Regions from separate parts of the Homo sapiens genome. Here region 2 is linked to region 1. Evidence: chromatin loops called from intact Hi-C (ENCODE). Cell type or tissue: mammary epithelial cell. All regions are shown on one strand.

Region 1 (8,000 bases):
TTTTGTTTGTTTGTTTGTTTTTGAGACAGAGTTTCGCTGTGTCACCAAGGCTGGAGCACCGTGGTGCAGTCTTGGCTCACTGCAACCTTTGACTCCCGGGTTCAAGCAATTCTCGTGCCTCAGCCTCCTGAGTAGCTTGGATTAGAGGTGTGCACCATCACACGCAGCAAATTTTTGTATTTTAGTAGAGACGGGGTTTCACCATGTTGGCCAGGATGTTGGGATTACAGGCGTGAGCTACCATGCCCTGCCAGAAGGTTTGTTTTTATTTTAAACACAATTGTGCTGGGTGTGATAGGATGGGTATATGATAGAGCAGAAAATCACTAGTATTTCATCAATATGGATAGCATCCTCCATAGGTTACTGATTTAATATTGACAACAATACCCTTCACACGAGAGAGAGGTTAGAGAATTTGCCCAAAGTCAAGCAGCTGGGAAGAGGAAAACTAGGCTGTGCTCTCCCTAAATCTCATGCTCTATTATATTAGGGAAGACTCTGGCAGATGGCACATCCTGATTATTTGAAAGTCACCAATATTTTTAGAAATTGCATAGATAATTAAGGTTAGTTTATCCAGAATTCTAATAATTGCAGCACATGTCCATAAATCTCTATTACAACCACCTGAGATAGGCCATCTCGGGCATGTGGAAAAAGCCCAGGTATAGACACTTTGGATCCTGGATTTCCCTTGTACTGGCTGCTACCTTGGGTAAGGTAATTCTCCTCTCTGAAGCTCCTGTCAGCTTCTGAGGATTGCGTGGGATAGCACATACCAAATTACTGCACACAGAGCCTGGTGTACACTTAAGCACACGAGATGTGTCAAAGTTTTCAAAAACATTGCCAACGAGGCATCAGTTACAAAACTTGCTGCAGAGTGAGCTGATATTGTGCCACTGCACTCCAGCCTGGGTGACACAGTGAGGCTTTGCCTCAAAAAAAAAAAAAAAAAAAAAAGAAAGAAACACCAAATAAGCAACTTGCTGCAGAAATGGGTACTCTTGTTCTAGAAATGTGACTATAGGGAAGTTACAACTACCAACTCGCGTTAAGGGAAATGAGTGACCTGCCACCTACATGGTGTTAGGGAGGTTTTGCTGAGAAAGTCACTCATGAAGAAGGCAAAATATAGTTAAGACAAAATGTAACTATCTATAGAGATAAGGTAAAAATTGGAAATAGAACTTCATTAAAGATCTTTCAAATAGGGAGAATGTGGTGAAAACTGCAGTTAACATTTGTTAACAGTGTGATCATCGGGTTCAGCTTATCAGTAACCTGGTTCCTGTCTCTTAACTGATAAAGAAAATGGGAGGTTTTTAAAGAGAGGCTGGCTGTTGTATTTAGTAAAGCTATAAAGCTGTAAGAGAAATTGGCTTTCTGAGTTGTGAAACTGTGGGCAGAAAGTTGAGGAAGAAAGAACTCAAGTACAACCCAATGAGGGTAAGTGGCTTTGGGGTATTTTTCAAAAATACTTTTATCTCAAAGGGAACAAAATTTTCACATACGAATTTAGGTCATTATAACAATAATATTCATTGTTATATTATTATAACATTATATGTTATAATAATATATAATATATATAATATATAATTGTTATAACATTATAACAATTATATATTATATATAATACAATTATATAATATATATTATATAATTGTAATATATAATATAATTATATAATATATATTATATAATATAATATATAATATATCATATATGTTATATATTTTATTATATAATATATATTATATATAATATTATATATAATATATATTATATATAATATTATATATAATATATATTATATATAATATATTTATATATATTATATATAATATATATTATATATTAAATATTATATATATAATATATATAACATTATTGTTATAATGTTATAACATTATTATATATTAAATATAATATATATAATATTATATTTATATTGAGGAAAACATTCACTCAATGACAGAGGGAAGACTTAGCTTTCCAAACAATCTTCTGTTAAAAGAAAAACTTTAGCTGAATTAAATTTAAAGGAGTTTAATTGTGTTTTGGTGCCTTATGCAAATGAAGGGCCTATAATATAATATATAATGTAATATATATAACATTATAACAATAATAATCATTGTTATCAATTTTGCTTGTGAGAAAAGTAGTATTACCAATGGGAAAATCATGGTACAGATTGATGAAATCCCTTGAAATCTTGTTTGTGTAATATGGGACTTTGGTCCAACGTGTTGGAAAAGACCTGGTTGAGGGTAAGAAAGGATGGGAGCTTTATAGTATACACACAGAGTGCTCATATTCTGGAGTTATTCTTTCTGAAATCCACAAAATCCAGCAGTGTAATCTACTCAGATGGAGATGAAGGAAAAAAACAAAACAAATGAAGCAAGAAGCTGCTGGCCAAAAGGGGTGAGGAAGCAGGGTCATACCCATCTGCAAGAAGAAAATAGAGAACGGACATGAGAGGGGTGGATATGAGGATATGAGAAGGCCCTCTTGAGTGAGGGCCATTGTTTCTGGAGGGGTGGGGAGTGAATGACTGATGTAAGTTCAAGTTTGTTGCGGGTGCCTGCTTTGATCCTCTGCTTGGTGGCTCCATTCTTCTTCTCTCTGAAGGCTACTTCAACAGAGGGTGCAGAGGTAAACATAGCAGAACTGGCCCCCAAAGCTTTATCCACTGAATGTCAGTTTTTCCTTTAATTTCTTCCAGGCATAAGGAAATCGGAGGCATGTTTCTGTCTGGCTATAACAGTTCTCCTACTAGATCCTGAGGCCAAACTATTCACATGCCATTGTTCCTGAATACCATTGTGGACATAATCATCTAATTTTGGCTATTCCATGCAGAGGTTTGGAGACAGAAAGCTCTGGACTAATGCAGATCTGCATTTAATCCCTGCTCTTACACTTACTTGTTGCATGACCTTAAGCAACTCATCTATGTCTTTAAATCTTGAGTTTCTTGCTTACAAAGAGGTGACCAGCATATTAGTAATAATATCATGTTTAGAGGGTGGTTTCTGAAGGTTAAATGGGTGTAAGTGTTTAGTGCATTACTCAGCCAGCAGTCAACACTTAATGATGTCAGACCTCATCATTGTCCTTATTTTTTTTGTTCCACACTCTGGGAACTTTTATCTCTGCGCCCTGTAGATATGCTGCTGTGACTGCTGACTTGAATGTTACGGGATCCCCAGCAGGATCTGGGATTCTCTCTGTTCTTGAATGCGTTGTTTAGGTGAGGAGATTGATTCCAAGTTACTTTTCTACTTGGGTGCCTCTGTGTTTGGAGATGTGGCCGCATAGCTCAAGTGTATCTGGGGTGTCTTCAGTTTTCGGATACCTGTTTTTCCTCTAGGAGAATTCTTCCTCTATGTCCTTTAAAATATTTGTCCTATAATCACAAGGGTTTATATTTCTCTGCCCACTCCTCCATACTTCCTGGTTTTCTGGGAGTGCAGAGGCAGACAACTGCAAGGGAGAGCCCCGCAAGGATTTGGGTGATGACTTTGAGCCAGGCTGACATCCATGTCCAAGGGCAAATGCAGTCTGGTTGGGAGGATACAATGCAGGAGTCTTACAACAGTGGCGATGCCAACATTGTGGGAGCATGCATGTGTGTGTGCACGAGTGTGTGTGTGTGCGTGCACTTGCATGCGCGTGCATGTGCAGTAGGGTCCTACTACAGGTTGGTGGAAAAGATCCCTCTGGTTCTAGAACAAAAATCTAACAGCAACCAAGAGTCCAGTTCCAAGAAAGAGAAAGGAAAGGGCTAGTTAGGCAGGGCGTCTGGATTCTGAATAGGGGCTGAGGCCTTGGCTCAGACACAGAGGAGAATGGAGAAATGGGGTGATGACAGAGACATCTTTAAAATATTTGTGGGCCAAGGGTAGGATGGCTTCAACTTGTCTGGGATGTATTTGTCCTTAGCACGCTTGGAATAACATAGCAGCAGCAGCAGCAGTCGACACTTACTAAGACTGCTATGTGCCAGACCCTGAGACAAGCACTTTCCACACACCACATCCTGCCATTCTTATGATGATAGTGCTGTGAAGTAGGGATGAAACCAAGTCCTTGCTGACTCCAATCTTGTACTTCCAACCAATGCTTGTGAGGGCCCCAGGCCCCCTACAGCAAGACTAAACATGGACATATGTGTGGCTGGGCTGAGTCTGTGGGATTGGCTCTGGAGTTGGGTGTGTCTGAGCCCTGGGTAGAAAGGGATGCTATCCTAATGAAAAAACACAGAATAAAGATAGTGTCCACCAAGATGTAACTGAGATTTAAAGAAGACTTGATAACTTATCAGTTGGGTGGGTAGTCTTGAATTTCAACAACTGCAGATCCTATCTAAGACCACTTTTGTCTTGTGACAACTTAGTTAAACATGACTTTAGTGTGGATATCAGTGGCCAATTTTGAGCCCATTCTATGATTGGAACAAAGGCTTCCCTGTCATAGGTGAGTGACAACTATCTGGTCTGGTGGTACAGGGGTAAAAGAATTTACTAAGACAGTTGTAGATAAAGAAAGGCAGATTTATTAGAGAAAGTATGAAAATACATTACAAGGTTGCAATGGGCAGCACAGCCAGAGAGGAGCTGACTGCAAAGAAACAAAGGCTTGCTGGATATTTATAGGATAGTTCCTGGGCTCCAGGGGGCTATATGCAGTACTGATAATGCCAAGGTTGTAGTGAGCTAACTTGCAGGTGTCTGGTGATAGTTGGGTGCTGGAAGATTCTGAGTTATTTGCTCAGAAGAGCTGTGTGTCCTGGGCCATGAAGAAAGGCAAACTTACAGTTTATCTGCTTTCTGTCTTTGCTTTCCCTTGGTACTGCTAGTCTGACTTTTTTTTCCCTAATTAGGATTCCGCACATCCTATGCCTGTCTCTCAGGAGCCTTGCAGTCAAAGTGTGATGGAGTGTCTGAGGGCCGAGTCATTGAGTAATGGGGCCTCTGCCCTCTCAGCCCCACTGCCACCCAACTGAGGCTTCCTGGATGAGGGTGTATGCCGTGGGGAAAAGGAGTGGGATGATGTGGATCCCCCTGGGGTTGCAGGTCATCCTCCCAAATCCCCACTCTCCCTGTCTACCCACAGGACCAGTCAGCATTTCTCTAATTCCTCTTCACTCTGGGGCATTATGATCAGAAAATATCATGTACCTTTTGCTGCAATCTTGGCTGAAAGAACCTCACACTATACTTGAATGTCTTTGATTTACCATCTGAGCAGAGATCTCAAACTATAAAGAAAATCAGAGTCTCTTGATGCCCATGTTCAGGACAAGTTTTCTTGGATTTCATGACTCTTTAGGAACAGTGAGCTTATGGGTAAAGACCGAGACTTTAGTGAGGAATTCCCTCATCATTTTTCTCTTCTTGAGCAAAACCTTGTCTGATTTGGGGTTGTAATGTGCAAAATTATTTTCTTTTCATTTCACCTTTTTTTCTTAAGTAGTGGTTTCTGGAAATCTGAGCTGCTTTGTGCACCCTGACTAGTCTGTGCCAGATCACGAACGTACACACCAACTCTCAAGACACCAGAAAAATCACCCTTTAGAGGAATTATCTAGAAAACTAGCCCCTATGCAAAGTGAATAACCTTTTCAAAATATAATCTACATTAAGACTTTTGAAACTAACACATTCCTCAATCATAGCAACCAAATGAATTACTTAAAGTGGGTTTGGTTCCTGCTTTCATTAAGGGAGTATTTTCAGGAAATTAGAGGTCTAATGTAAACATGGATCCTTTAGGTTTTTCCATTTTCTTTGTCTTCAGGCTGTTTGCTGCCACTTTCATCCTCCCCTTATCTCAGTCTGCCAGTGATGGTTTGTGCCTCTGGTCGCTGGGTCAGATCCAGGACTAATTCACTCACCTCTGATTTCTAGTTCCACCCTTATGACGAAAGCATTCTTAAATCTGATATTCACATAAAAAAGGATTTGATTGTCTTTGGCATGTCTCTGCAGTTAGTTAATCATGTCTTGAGCACAGAAAAATGGGAAGAAAATGGAAATAAGATTTCTTTGATAGGAGGAGTCCTGCTAAGACTTGTCTGTCCCTGAGCTGAGATATGCTAATTTACCTTAAATCTTTCCATAAACCACATTCTGAATTCCAGTTTATAAATCTTTATCTTATTTCCCGAACCTCATCTCATACTTTTTATGTAATCTGGTGGGCATAGATATTCTCTTGGTGAACCTGAGGAAATCTAGAATGACAAAGGATCTAAAATAAGTAACACAGTTGCTCAAGTTCCTGGGCCCTATGGTAGAATTTCCTTCTTCAGAGAAGGGGAGAACAAGGTAGATAAAGAAAGGAGCATTTCATCTTGCAGCAGCTTGGAAGATAGCTGGGAGTTTAATTTTTATAAAAAAGAAAGCAATCAAACCATCCAATACAGCCCATTTTCAACCAAAAGTATTTCAGAATTACCTGGAGATTTATCTAAAATTATGTAAAAATTACCTAGAATTACCTAAAAAAATTGTACAATTTCATTTCCCTTCTGTTACATGATATGGATACCCAGCTACTATTTATTAGTAGTAGATACAGACTATTTAAGAGACAAAATATTATATTCCAAAAAGTGTGACCCTTAGAAACCAAAATTCCAAAGAAGAGTTCTTGTAATTGGCAAGGCTGGCTCTGATTGAGTGTCAAACTTCCTGTACAATGATGGATCAACTTAGAAATTTGATAGATTCAAAGCATTCTGAAATTGTACAACTCGCTCAGCACTTGTATTATTTACATGTCTTCTGTTATTTTCCATTGAATGATGTTTTCATGTATACTCAGCTGCTTATAAGGGCAATATTTTAAAATCAGAGCAATTTCTTTAAAATTAAAATGTTTCAGCCCAGCATGGTGGCTCACGCCTGTAATTCCAGCACTTTGGGAGGCCGAGGCAGGTGGATCATGAGGTCAGGAGATCGAGACCATCCTGGCTAACACGGTGAAACCCCATCTCTAGTAAAAATACAAAAAATTAACTGGGCGTGGTGGTGGGCGCCTGTAGTCCCAGCTACTCGGGAGGCTGAGGCAGGAGAATGGCGTGAACCCAGGAGGTGGAGCTTGCAGTAAGCCCAGATGGCGCCACCGCACTCCAGCCTGGGTGACAGAGCCGGACTCTGTCTCAAAAAAAAAAGTTTCAGCAAAATACTTTTTAAAATGCACTGTAATTACCCTAACAATATTACACTGTTACAGATAGTTTAAGAATAATAAAAAATGTAATTCATAAACTCACTCCTTTAATACAACAAACCTGATTAATGTTCTGTGTTCCTTATTAGACTTTCTCCCATGTATAGCTTTACAAAGTGGTAGTTGATGAGTAAGTACAATTTGTGATATTTTTTTCACGTGAGAACAAACTCAATATGTCAATTACTTCATAGATTTTTAATTTATAAAAATTTTCTCATATCTCTTATAAAAATAAAAAAAGATTTGATTTCAGTAAACACACATTTGGAGAGAAAGTTGATCCTCATATAAACTCAACCATAGACCATTCAGTGTGTTGCAAGTTATAAATGCCATGGAGGAAAAAAATCAAGCAGAGTTAGGAAGATTGGGAGCACAGGGTTAGTTGGTCAAAGGGTGGGAGAGGATAGACCTCATTAAGAAAGTGGCAGACCTCATTGAGAAAGTGAGGGAGTGAGTCACACAGACACCTGGAGGAAGAAAATGCAAGAGAGGGTAAACAGTTGCTGCAACACCCTGAGGTGGGAGCAGGCTCGGGAGGCCAAGCAACAGGAAGGACAAAAGTGCACGTGTTGTGTAGTTAAGATTGGGGGTGTAGCAGGATGTAAATCAGAGAGGTGAGAGGTGACAGACCCCCAGGGGGTCTTCTTGTTCATTGCAAGCAATTTGGCTTTTGTTGGGTAAAGCAGAGGTTTGAAGAGAGGAGTAATTTGAAAGGATCACTCTAGCTTCTGCTTTGAAAATCA
Region 2 (8,000 bases), 56 kb before region 1:
GCATAAAATCATGAGAAGTGTTCAGAGCCCCACAAAGACTTCAATTTCTCAAAACATGAAGTCAAGAATGAAGAGGGGACTAGAAGGTGGAGGTTGGGGTGAAGAACTCAAGAACGAGGAGAGGGAGAAGGGTGTGGGAGCCTTGAACAGGCACAGCTGGAGAAAGACTTAGTGGTATTACATTTTTAAAGATTTCTCTGCTCATAAATACTTGAAAAAAAACTTGAAAATGCAAAAAGCACAAAGAAGTCATCCCCAATCCTGGAATATAGGCATAAACACAGACTATTTTTATTTTATAATGTATTTTAACATCTGACAATACCAGCCACCTTTATCGTTATACTTTTGTCTACACTTTCTTGACTCTTTTTGTTCATTCATTAGTGTCTTAAGTTTCTATTGGTATTTTGATTTTAATTGTTTTGAATTTATGCTAACTTACAATTTTATGCCTCTCTAGAAACAGGTACTATCTCTTAATACAATATTTCTCTAATATCTCTTAATATAACAGTACTTTTTCACATAGATCCTGGCTTAAGTTTCTTTAAAATTTCTTCTCAGAAATTGTTTTGTTGTTGCTATTGGGAATGTTTTTTTCCATTTTTTTTTCTCATAGTTACTTCCAGGCTGATGAAATCCTGGTTTTTCTACTTTTATTTTAACTTGTCAACTGCTGTTTATTTTATTTTATTGGCAGATTTATTTTGTTTATATAGACAATCATAACCGGAAATAGTAATAAACTTGTCTTTTTCTTTCCATTATTTGTGGAGTTTGTTTCTTTTTTCTGTCTAATTTTTAGACTGTCTAAAATTTTGCTTAATAGGAATGAGAGGGGACATATCTCTATGGTTTTACTCTTAGCTATGATGTTGGCTGTTTTTATTTTCTTTAAAAATTTTAATTATTTTACATTTAAATTGTTTTAAATTAAATGATCTTCTAGGCTTAGTTGACTAAAAGCTTTAAGTTTTGAAAATTTGTATTGAATTTTGTCATAGGAGTCTTCGGCATATATTAAGATGATTATATGATTTTTCTTCTTTGACTTTTTGGTATGATGAAGCATATTGATACATTTCCTGATATTAAGCCATCTTTGAATTCCTGAGTATACAGTGTACTTATATTTGTTAATGTGCTTCATTTATCTAATTTTATTTGGAATTTTCATTTATATTTGCAAATGAAATTACGAATGAATGTTTACATTTACTAACTCTGTCCTGTAGAAATTATGCTGGCTTGCCAGGTGTGGTGACTCACACCTGTAATCCCAGCACTTTGGGAGGCTGAGGTGGGTGGATCACCTGAGGTCAGGAGTTCAAGACCAGCCTGGCCAACATGGTGAAACCCCATCTCTACTAAACAAAACAAAACAAAAACAACAAAGAAACAACAACAACAAAGTAGCCAGGCATGGTGGCAGGCACCTGTAATCCCAGCTACTTGGGAGGCTGAGACAGGAAAATCGCTTGAACCCAGGAGGTGAAGGTTGCAGTGAGCTAAGAAAGCACCATTGCACTCCAGCCTAGGTGACAAGAGTGAAACTCTGTCTCAAAAAAAAAAAAAAAAAAAAAAGAAAAGAAAAGAAATTATGCTGGCTTTATAAAGCAAATTACAAACCTTTTCATCTTTTAATAAGCTCTGGCAGTGTTAATATAGGCTGGAAATTATTTCTTCTTTACAGATGTGAAGGCAATTATCTGAGTCAGGTACTACTTTGGTGATTATTCTTAAATTATATTTGTTATTTCTAACACATTTATTGATTTGATTCTTTTTTATTTCTTTAATAATAAATAAAAGTTTGGTAATTTACTCTTATCTAGAAATAATGCACATATAATTTTCTAATTAATTACTATATGGAGATATAATCTTTCTAAAAGCAGTTAATGTTCTGAATGTATATTGTTCTTTGTTTCATCTCTAACTTTGTTTACTTTCACTTTCACTTCTCCCTCCTGTGACTTAACTAGGCAGAGATGCCTATTTTACCATCTACCCTCTATTCCACTTGAATTTATCAATGCAAACATTTTCTCTTAACCAATTAATTTTATCTTTAAGTCCTTCTCCCTCTTTTTTTTCAAGTTTATTTGTGACTCTCATGATTGTTTTCTAAATTCTCAGGATAAGTACTTAGCAACTTCATTCAAATACTTTATTTTTTTTTTTTAAGAATTAAACAATTGCCCTCCCAGTACAGCTTTGGCTGTATTCCAGAAGTTTGCTATGCAGCGTTCTTCTGGGTATTTTATTAATATTGAGATACTTAAGTTTTGATTTTTGATTTTTGAGTTTCATTTTAAACAATGTTGTTGCCTTTCTTTTTTCCTAGCGGTTCAGTTTGTTTGCATGTAACATTGTTAATTATTTCTAGCTATATTTCATGGTAATCAGAAAACAGAGTCTTTACCAATCATAATATAATGTTAAGTAACCTCTTGGCATAACTACTGTACTTCTACTGGCATTAGAAGCAAGATGATAATTTTCCTATTATAACTTTAGTGTCCAGTTTCCACATTCTCACATTTCTTTACTCACCAATTGTTAACTGTACGGGACAATGTTGAGCCAAGCATGACGGGGACATAATTGAGGACTGCAGTTAATGTGCTGTTGCCAGAGAGCAAATGTAAAAGGGATCTTCACCATTAGCCTGTCTCACCCTTTGCCCCTCCGCGCTTAGGGGCTGGTAAGGGTACTGTCACCTCAGGGGCAAGAGATGATGAGGATTTGGGCTATAGGTGTTGAGGATTTGGGACTCTGTTGTAAGTAGAAGCTGGCTAGGATGGCTGAGGGTTCAATCTCCTTGGTGGAAGACCCAGGGAGACTGTGGCAGTGAGGGGTGAGTCTCAGGGAGGTGAGTTGCTACCCATACAAGCAAAGCTGCTTCTGGAGGGCACACTCAGGATATCACAGAGGAGTCTGGGGTCCCCGTCTTGGTGTCTGGAATGAGCACTGGGTCAGGAGCTGATCGAGTGTATGCCTCTGTCTGCCCTGGTCTTGCTGGCCATTAGCAATGCCACTATGTGGAGTCACTCTCTTTCCTTAGGGCAATCAACACTTTTTCCCTTTTTCCCCTAAACCTACCCTTCTAAGGAAGACACTGTTGGTGCTTCAGAGGTGGTGTGACTTTCTAAATGAGGATGGCCTCTCAAGAAAACCCATGTGATTTTTTATCCTAACTTATCTTACATCATAGTAGAAACTTCTCTCATTTTAAAGGACTGCTGCTAGCACACAAACTCAAGTTCAATTTCTGGGTAGTGTCCCTCTGGTAGGGTCACTCATTACAAAAGAATAAAGAAATATTTCCTGCATCTTTATTTTCTCTTATGTTGGGGCCACAACAAAATAATCACATTTATGCCTTTAAGCTTCTAACTGCACCCTAGTTGATTTGCTATTTGTATATTCTTCTCTAATATTGTATGTGCCTGTTTAACCATCTCTGAGCACTCTTTTCCTAAAATGTACATTCCTACACAAAGCTAATATCCCATTGCCTATTAAAAAGTATCCAAAATTTATTGAGAAGAATGTCATTTGCATTTAAAAAGTCAACTCCTTGCCTGGCAATCTAAGACCCTTCTCCCTTATCCTGCTCATAATTCTACTGTCTATCATTAGTTCTTTTCAGCTAATCATGCTCCAGGGGACATGATGACATTTGGCAACTGGAGATCAGTTTCATGGAGGTCGGGTCCTGTTACATATCCCACAATGTGCAGAACAGCTGCCGCCCACAACAAAGAAGTGCCAGGCCCCAATGTCAATAGTTCTGAGGCTGAGAAAACCTGCTCTAGACAATGAGGGAAAGGGATGCCCTCAGAACCACCTGGGGGATTCCCACCAAATGATTCTGATGTGCCCCATTCCTGGTTTAGCATAACTGTCCTGGAACAGAGTAAGTTCATCTCCTGAATGAAGTTACTCTCGTTTCTCCAAACACCATTAACTGCTCTTTCCTTTGGCTTAATTATATCACTGTAGAATGGTTTCCAGGAATGGCAATTTTCTTTGATTCTCTCCTACATGCACACTCTTTCCATTGGAGGGTCTCCTTTGGGAAGATTAAGTGATGTGAGAAGCATGCAGAGCACCTGCCTCGTCACCCAGAGTGTGAGATCCTCCATGAAAGGGAGTCTACTCTCCTTCCTTTTTCTGTAGTTTAAGCACTTTGGAATCTGAGGCCATGCCTCATGCAACTCACAGCAACACAGGAAGGCACTCATCTACAGAGTCACCCAGTGAGTCATTCATACTAAAGTAATATCTCTTTTCATTTCACCATCAGGAGTAGTAATGTGGATTCAGTAACAGGCAAGTAACACTCTCAAAACCACAAGTATCTCCTGAGAGCAGCAAATAACAGAGTTAAAAACTTTCCTTTCTGAGAACATTGCCTTTCTCAGAAACGAAGGTGCTAAAATCACTTTTTCTTGTAAAGTGGTGATTGGAAGTAACCATTGATCACAAATGCTAATTCAGCTTCTCTAAAAGACATGTCATCTCAGACATGGTCTCTAGGCTATTGTACCCTTCCTCTCACCAAACACACATGCAGGTAATCCTCTCCATGTGCTCAAGTCTGGAGAAATGATATATCTCACAAGTTTACACCTTTTCTTTAACTGAAATAAATGTAACCTGAAATCAACACAAAATCCAACCATGTCTTACTGTTATTCACTAAAGGTTCTTAGAACCACAAGATTACAGTATTTTGTGGCTACTGGGAGGTATTTTCATTTCTTTTTCACAAAAAGACCCAGTTATTTGACTGGTACCATCAGGGTTGATTTTTGTGTAAAATTGTGTTTTAGTGTCTCTTACACCCCACACATACATAGTTAATTTATCAGGGTCCTTGTTATTATCTCCTCTTCTTTGTAAAGTTAGACTTAAAAATATACAAGTTTTGAAATGAACAAATGGCTGTGAATTGATTGGCTGAGAATGGTTTCTTCATGGAATAGAAGAAAGACAAGCGCTCTTTTCACTCTGTGTTCTTAAACAGTCTTCATGCTTAGAATATGATTTTAAATTTAAATACCTAGTTCTCCTATCCATAATTAACTTGAAATGATTACTACTTAATTTTCCACCTGAATACATCATTTTCTTTTCCTTTATCTTTTGGATACATTTTTATTTGTGTACCTTCCATGGGTCAATTTAGGAAAGTTATGTACCTTCTTTGGCCCTTAGTTTCCTCAAATCCAGAGTGAGGGGTTTTGACTACATTAGTGGTTCTCAAACCTGACTGCACAGAATAATTAACTGAGGAGCTTGAGGAAATACATAATGCCCAGTTGATTCTGAGTGAGACCCACGGGGCAGATCAACTCTTAGATTATTTCCAACCTTAAAATTCTGTGCTCTGACAATACCCATTCTGGCGAGGCTGGTGAAATTGGCGAGCCATTGATCTCAAATGGAATGGTTAGCTTGGTGATTCCAGTGGCCCGTTTCATTACAGGTATCAAAAAATCTTTAAAAAGTACCTAACTTTGGGCCAGGCATGGTGGCTCACACCTGTAATCCCAGCACTTTGGGAGCCTAAGGCAGGAGGATTGCTTGAGCCCAGGAGTTCGAGACCAGCCTGAGCAATATAGTGGGACCCTGTCTCTACAAAAAGTTTAAAAATTAACCAGATGTGATGGAGCCCGGGGTATCAAGGCTATAGTGAGCCATGATTGCACCACTGCACTCCAACCTGGGTGACAGACAGAGTGATACCCTGTCACAAAAAAAAAAAAAAAGAAAGAAAGAAAGAAAAAGAAAAAAAAAAGAAAAGAAAACAACACCTAATTTTTGACCCTGCAGTTCTACTTCTAGGCATTTATTCTTAAGAGATTATTAATGGTGTGCCAGATATCTAGTTATAATGATGTTGACTCCAGTGTTATATAAAACAGAAAAAATGAAATTCGGTAATATTTAAATAAATTATGGTACAAGCATACAATAAAATATGATGCAGACATTAAAATAATGTTAAAGAAAAGTATTTATGTCATGGGAAACTATTTATAGTATAACACATGAAAAAGTTGGTAATTTATTTTAAAAATTAATAATGTGGCCAGGCACAGTGGCTCATGCCTGTAATCCCTGCACTTTAGGAGGCCAAGGCGGGCAGATCACCTGAGGTCAAGAGTTTGAGACCAGCTTGGCCAACATGATGAGACCCCATCTCTACTAAAAATACAAAAAAATTAGCCGGCTGTGGTGGCATGCGCCTGTAATCCCAACTACTCGGGAGGCTGAGGTGGAAGAATCTCTTGAACCTGGGAGGCGGAGGTTGCAGTAAGCCAAGATCACACCACTGCACTCCAACTGGGACAGCAAGAGTGAAACTCCATCTCAAAAAAAAAAAAAAAAAAAATATATATATATATATATAGAATAACATTTGTAAGGTTATAGAGCAAAATGATGACAAAGGTTTGAGTGGTGGGATTACAAGTAATTTTGATTTCTCTCTTTTTTGGTTATGTTTTCTATGACTACTATTATTGCTTTAATTAGGGTTATTTTAAAATCATTCTCTAATCTAGCTCCTTCTAGATATGCATGTTTAAGCCTTAAACTCTTCTCTACACCTTTGTGTCCCAAACTGCACCGCTATAGTGCTTAGCTACAATCCCAGGTTTACAAGAAGTACTGAACTCAAACCAGCAAACATGGGTGGGCTCCACTCAGGGTCCTGACCTAAGGTCATCGAACACAAATGGAGGAGGCAGATTCCTTATCAAGAGTACAATCCAAGACAAACTGACATAAGTGCTCTATAAATGTGTAACCAGGATGCAGGACTCAAAGGGAAGTCCCAAGCCAGGAGGAATGCACAGAGCCCTCCCAAACCAAGTGACATCGGAGAATGAGAAGGTTTCCCCTGGCAGAGAATGGGAGGACAAAGGGCTGTAGAGATAATGGGAACATAAACACTGATTTCTTAATGTACACGGCATATTTGGGAAAAATAGAAGATTTGGGCCCGAGTGTCAAGTATGAGGATAAAATGCATGTGTTGAAGAAGAAATCTGGGGAAGTCCCAGCCCTTACTGTACCTTTGTGTGAAAAGAAAGGTACCTCCTTTGCAGAGAAAAGTACCTCCTTCTCTGAGCAGACTCAAGCTCAGCCCAGGTCGTGGGACGAACTTAGTGATTGGAGGATGGGTTGGGTTTTAGTTGCCACTTGCTCCATCAGCTGGACACACTCCTGCAGTGTACAAACTGAACAACGGCTCCTACCACAATGCTGTGAGGTAAGGATACAGAGCTCAAAGAAGGTAAATAATTTGCCCATATTTTGAGCAAGGACATGCATCCAGAGTGAAGACTCTTAAGCAATGAATGTGGACATGATTCCATGGGCTGTGGGAACCATTGCTGGTTATTGAGGAGGAAATGAAATTGAATGCACTAAGACTAGGGCACACATGGAGAATAAACAGGAAGCTATTGAACGCTCCTGGTGAGACATGATGAGACCTGAATTTGGACAGTGGTAGTGAGTAATGAAAGAAGTGAAGAAGTGTGATGGATATTTTGTAGGTAGCATGAGTGAATTTGCAGGTGAGGTGAAGTGAGGAGGGGGAGAAGGAAGACTGGCTTGATATGGGTCTTGAAGCCATCGGCATTTGCTGATAGTTGAAATTATGAGAATTTATGAGAGTCTCTAGAAAGAGAAGGAAAGACAGATCCTTAGAAAATGCCTACATTTAAGAGGAATCAGTGAATGAACCCAAAAATAGCAATCAGAGTGAGGGAAGGGACACAAAGAAGAAAGTAGGGTGTCATGGAGGCCAAGAGTAGAGTGTCAAAGAGGAAGTGGTCAAAGTGTCAAATGGCACCAGTGTAGAACAGATGAGAGCTGAGAAGATTTCATTAGCAAGTCAGTCAGAAGGCAATCCATTACCTTCAATGAGCAGTTCAAACCCCAAGGTTCCAGGGGGTAGGTGTGTGGTGGGGGCG

What was found. Peaks named below come from ENCODE experiments on the same cell type or tissue, not always from the same donor. Only the 100,000 strongest peaks of a DNase experiment are listed, where the experiment ranks them.
Region 2: a loop joins it to region 1, with 7 times the contacts of the local background. A loop is called at or near these places in 7 of 110 quality-filtered maps.

What each region holds. Positions count from the first base shown.
Region 1 is chr2:102,310,172-102,318,171 of GRCh38, forward strand. IL1RL1 (interleukin 1 receptor like 1) reads left to right here and starts at 1,392. Exons shown (of 11, transcript NM_016232.5): 1 at 1,392-1,452. In mammary epithelial cell, no CTCF peak of the experiment used is centred here; DNase peaks (open chromatin) are centred at 3,080 and 7,710.
Region 2 is chr2:102,254,476-102,262,475 of GRCh38, forward strand. No RefSeq gene overlaps it. Among named protein-coding and RNA genes, the nearest start is that of IL1RL1, 53 kb to the right of the region's middle. In mammary epithelial cell, no CTCF peak of the experiment used is centred here; a DNase peak (open chromatin) is centred at 4,256; H3K27ac peaks cover 1,138 bases.